Linked DNA regions of Mus musculus: region 1 is linked to region 2. A link is a loop called in an ENCODE intact Hi-C map of the cell type or tissue named here. Cell type or tissue: heart. All regions are shown on one strand.

Region 1 (2,500 bases), 350 kb after region 2:
TTACACCAACCGAAGGCTCTTTGTTTCCTCTCTTGGATCTGTTGAGTTTCTTTGTTGAAGAAGCCAGCATGGGTGCCCAGTTCTCCAAGACCGCAGCGAAGGGAGAAGCCACCGCCGAGAGGCCCGGGGAGGCGGCTGTGGCCTCGTCGCCTTCCAAAGCAAATGGGCAGGTAAATTCTACCTGTGGTTCTTGGCATTTCTTGGGTGTCTTTCTCTAATCTGGACGCCTCGTCTTCCCTCTGGTCGCGCCCGAGATGCATTCGAGGGAGGGGAGCCTAGCCAGATTCTAGTCTGAAAGTTGAATGGGTAATGATAGCCTAAATTGTCAATTTTTCATAGGAAGGGTACCCTCCACCCCCACCCCAAAGGAGTGGTTCCTAAGGATCCTGGCCAATTCTTGAGTAGACCGGAGGAAGAGTGATAAATCGTCTAAAATGGCGTGGTTTGGAGATTGGCTGAACGTGACTAGTTAGATGCACCCCCCCCCCAACGCCCCTCCAGGTTGCATTTGTATTTGGGGCCACAGTGGTGTTTGGGTGGCTCACGTATTTATTGTCGAGATTGGGTCGTCTTTGAGATTTCTGGTGTGGTTGTGTGTGTGCGCGCGCGTGTGTATGTGTGTGTAGGAAGGGGGGAGCCAACGCGGATGGCGGTGGAGAAAGGCAAGCTGAGAAGGCTTGTCTTATTGTATCCAGAGGCAGTATGCCTCGGGTTCTTGGAAAGGTGGCTGGTTAGAGCCGGACAGGCAGCTTTTCCAAGTGCCTTTGCGATGGCCCTTCCCCTCCCCCTTTGGTAGCTGTGTAATTACACACCCATATGACTTTTCAAATGGTATCCTGGTGTGGTGGGAATTCTCAGTGGGTTTTTGAAGACCCTTTCCTGCCTGCCAAGAAGGGAGCAGTTCTGGTGTTTTGGTCTGGACTGTTCGTGTGAGTGGCACCTTGGCCACCCTCGAGGATTGCCTCAGTGCTGCTGCGACCCAGGCAGAGAGCCATGGTTGGGTGGGCTCAAGAGGTCGGCCATGGGTGGCTGCTTTCCAAACAGCGAGCACCCACCACGCCTCTTTTCCTAGAGCCAAAAAAAAAAAAAAAAAAAAAAAAAAAAAAAAAGGCCTGCTCTAAACCTACCGGGGCAAGACGTGCTCTGTCAAGAGCCTTTAAACCCGTTAAAAATGCAAAAAGGAGCTGCCCGGGCGCACCCCAATTTGCAGAATGATGGGCGAAGGTGGGCGTGGAAGCGGAGGCCAGACTTCAGACATAATGGGTTTTCCCCAGCCCTGCTGGTTGCCGAGCCTCGGAGAGGCCGACCGGGGCAGCCACCTGAGCTTTGTTTGCGGACTCCCGGGCTGCGCGATCCCCAGCTCGGGGGCGCCTCGGCCTGCGGGCAGGGCCCGGCTAGGCAGGGTGGGGTGGCCCCGCCCCTGGGCGCCCTCCCGCCCGCGCCCCGCTGCGCTCCGCGCGGTGGAGGAGCAGCGCCCCCTGCCGGCGCCACCCGGGAACGCGCAGCCCCGGGAGCTCCCGTTGCTCGAGGCGGAGGGAAGGGAACCTGATGCAGGCCTCAGAATGTGGGCGACTTGTGTCCACTCCCCGGCCGCCGGGCACGGAAGCTTGCCCCGCGCGGGTCGGTCGCTCCGAGTGACGCCCCCGTCTTTTTCTTTCTGCCCCGCAGGAGAATGGCCACGTAAAAGTGAACGGGGACGCGTCTCCCGCCGCCGCCGAGCCGGGCGCCAAGGAGGAGCTGCAAGCCAACGGCAGCGCCCCGGCCGCCGACAAGGAGGAGCCCGCGAGCGGCAGTGCCGCGACCCCCGCCGCGGCCGAAAAGGATGAGGCTGCCGCGGCCACCGAGCCGGGCGCCGGCGCGGCCGACAAGGAGGCTGCGGAGGCCGAGCCCGCCGAGCCCAGCTCCCCGGCCGCCGAGGCCGAGGGCGCGTCCGCCTCCTCCACGTCGTCGCCCAAGGCGGAGGACGGGGCCGCGCCGTCGCCCAGCAGCGAGACCCCGAAAAAAAAAAAGAAGCGCTTTTCCTTCAAGAAGTCCTTCAAGCTGAGCGGCTTCTCCTTCAAGAAGAGCAAGAAGGAGTCGGGCGAGGGCGCTGAAGCAGAGGGAGCGACCGCGGAAGGCGCCAAGGACGAGGCTGCAGCCGCAGCGGGCGGCGAGGGGGCCGCGGCCCCCGGGGAGCAGGCAGGCGGGGCGGGCGCCGAGGGCGCGGCGGGCGGAGAGCCCCGGGAGGCCGAGGCGGCGGAGCCCGAGCAGCCGGAGCAGCCGGAGCAGCCCGCGGCGGAGGAGCCGCAGGCGGAGGAGCAGTCGGAGGCGGCGGGGGAGAAGGCGGAGGAGCCCGCGCCCGGCGCCACCGCGGGCGATGCGTCCTCCGCCGCAGGGCCTGAGCAGGAGGCGCCCGCTGCCACCGACGAGGCCGCGGCGTCCGCAGCCCCCGCCGCGTCGCCGGAGCCGCAGCCCGAGTGCAGTCCGGAGGCGCCCCCCGCGCCAACGGCCGAGTAAGCTC
Region 2 (2,500 bases):
ACTTTTTTCCCCACAGAGGATTCTCTTAGATCCTCAAACATGATTGTGATTAGAACTTCTATGGTATCACAAGAAAGCAAGCTGAAAACACCATTATAGTTAGGCTTCCATTACTGGCACATCTCATCCCATGTCTGAGGTAGTGCTCTGTCCTTGCCAAAGATCATGGATGCAGACATGAAGCCTGAAGGACGGGTCTCCAAGCTCCTGTTAATTAACTTTACAGACACAAAATTGCTGACCCTGGAAAGAGAAGCTTTCCACCACTAAGAAAGATTACGGAGTCCTTTCCTGTGTGAGAATGTTTTGCTTTAACGTAAACAAACTGAAGAGGACAGAAATGAGGTTCAAGTAATCTCTCATCAGAGTAAACAGCCAAGCCAGTTAGGATATCATTTTCCTGGAATGTGTTGTGGAATCCAAAGGCAGGCACACACATGTCAGGGAACAGGCTGTCCTCTGATGGACAGAGCCTAAAAACTAAGGTAAATACATTCATGCATTCATGTTGACATTTCTTCATAATTTTTTTATTTATATATTTAGATAGATTTTGGATCTTAGGAAGAATCAAAGCATACCGACTATTTGTTTCAAACAACTTAATCCTGAATGACTGTCCCAAGCAGCCTTATTTGGAGGCCTCCTTGAGTATTACATCATGTTCTGGTATCACTGACTCCCACTGACGCCCACTTGTTCTTGAGTTTTCCTTTTATAACAAGATTGACACAACATGATGACTAAAGAAGCAAAGCTTCCCAGGCCAATTGAGTTTGTTAGCATATTTGTAAGACTGCGTTTGTTAAAGTACTGAGTATGCAGTTAGGTAGGAATATATCACCTGAAATTCCAATCTGGAAGGCCTACCACTTTGGCTACCTTCTGAAGATTCTCCATGGTTTGGATTGGATGAGGTGACCACTCATCTTGGACACAAAGTATTCAATATATGTGCACTCGAGGGTGTGTGTGTGTGTGTGTGTGTGTGTGTGTGTGTGTGTGTGTGAGAGAGAGAGAGAGAGAGAGAGAGAGAGAGAGAGAGAGAGAGAGAGAGTTAGTTAGTTTTTAAAATACTTGAATTTGGTTCTGTTTCATTCTGTAAATGTTACCTGGAGACAGAATTGGCCCCATTTCACTGATCCAGCATGAATAGCTGATTTGCTAAACATGCATCCTGGGACAATACCTTTCTATATTCAAAAGCTGATCCAGAATAAATGGGGAAAATCAGAAACTGCTTCCCCTTTTTATTTTGTTAAAAACCTTCTCCTTCCTTTCTTTCCCTGAGTGTCTATTCTCTGAGATTTGCTTCTTTAAAAGACAGATCAAAGATATTGCTAGCTAGGAGTCAGGAAGTTAGTGTCACCATTCCTCAGAGGTCAGCTGGAGAGCTGTGTCCGGCACCATGGGAAGTGGCCCCTGATCAAGGAAACACGGCCATGTGACAACCAAGAATCATCCAGAGCCAGACAAGCGGAAATATTCCAGGAATGGCTTTGTGGTTAACTGTGTTTTCCCACAAACTCCTCAGGGATTTTTAAGGAACCTGTCCAATCTCTGCATGCTTATGTGAAGATTATTGCCTGAGTCCTTTGTTTCTCTATTTTCTACATTGATTGTTGTTAAATGAAACGTAATTGATCCATAAACAAGACTGTAAATGGAATGAACTAGAATGAAACTAGTTCATAAATAAAAAGTAATGGATAAATAGATACATAAAATATTCTTAGGATTTTTTGGAAGGAGTGGTTGTTTATTTGATTTTATTTTAAAGGGTTTCATTGTTGTGCTATTGTTTTGTTTTGTTTTCTTTAGTGAGAAAGGACAATACCAAAGCTTCAAGTTAAAGCCATCTATACCTGCGGAGGTCTGGTAACAGATGACAACCTTAACCTGACCTACTTGGTTTTCAAATGGTCTTGCTCCGCATCCCATTCTCATTAGTTATTGCCTTACCTTTGGGCTGTACTGTTTTCTTTTCTTCCGTTAATGGAGCAATTTCCCTGCCTGAAATGGCACAAACAAAGGTAAGTTATTTTGTGCCAGAATGTTAGCAGGAGCCCATGTAAAGGGAAAATAACTGCTGGTCACATGAGTGGGTGGGCAGAGCAGGAGAAGGATGATTTTCACGTGCCCAATTTTACATGAGTGAAAAGCCAACACAGAACAGATCTCTACTATCCATTACCATGGCTTGCTTGCTTTACCATCATTGTAAAAGCCAAGGGCTTTTACTCCAATGACCTAATTCCTCAACTTCTGTCCCAATCATGTCATCCTTCTTCCTGTGAAAGAATTTCTTCCCAACCTGGTTTCTTCGCTTTTAGAATTAGCCACGTCAACACCTCAGTCTACATGCTTTCCCTTACCCTCACCAAGGAGGGTTATGTTTGAATTGAGTCTATATTATAGATTAATTACAGCACCAGAGAATGAGGTTCAATTTAAAATCAGGGCAGGGAAATTGCTCCATTAACGGAAGAAAAGAAAACAG

The links. Hi-C counts contacts between places; a loop is a spot of excess contacts. Peaks named below come from ENCODE experiments on the same cell type or tissue, not always from the same donor. Only the 100,000 strongest peaks of a DNase experiment are listed, where the experiment ranks them.
Region 1: a loop joins it to region 2, with 6 times the contacts of the local background. A loop is called at or near these places in 6 of 42 quality-filtered maps.

Annotation. Positions count from the first base shown.
Region 1 is chr10:37,136,104-37,138,603 of GRCm38, reverse strand. Marcks (myristoylated alanine rich protein kinase C substrate) reads left to right here. Exons shown (of 2, transcript NM_008538.2): 1 at 1-170; 2 at 1,669-2,500. The coding sequence starts at 69. The coding sequence ends at 2,496. Among named protein-coding and RNA genes, the nearest start is that of Marcks, 1.6 kb to the left of the region's middle. In heart, a CTCF peak has its summit at 1,499 (motif pointing left); DNase peaks (open chromatin) are centred at 103, 843, 1,443, 2,193 and 1 weaker place; H3K4me3 peaks cover 2,500 bases; H3K27ac peaks cover 2,500 bases.
Region 2 is chr10:37,482,680-37,485,179 of GRCm38, reverse strand. No RefSeq gene overlaps it. Among named protein-coding and RNA genes, the nearest start is that of Gm31330, 47 kb to the right of the region's middle. In heart, no CTCF peak of the experiment used is centred here; a DNase peak (open chromatin) is centred at 1,419.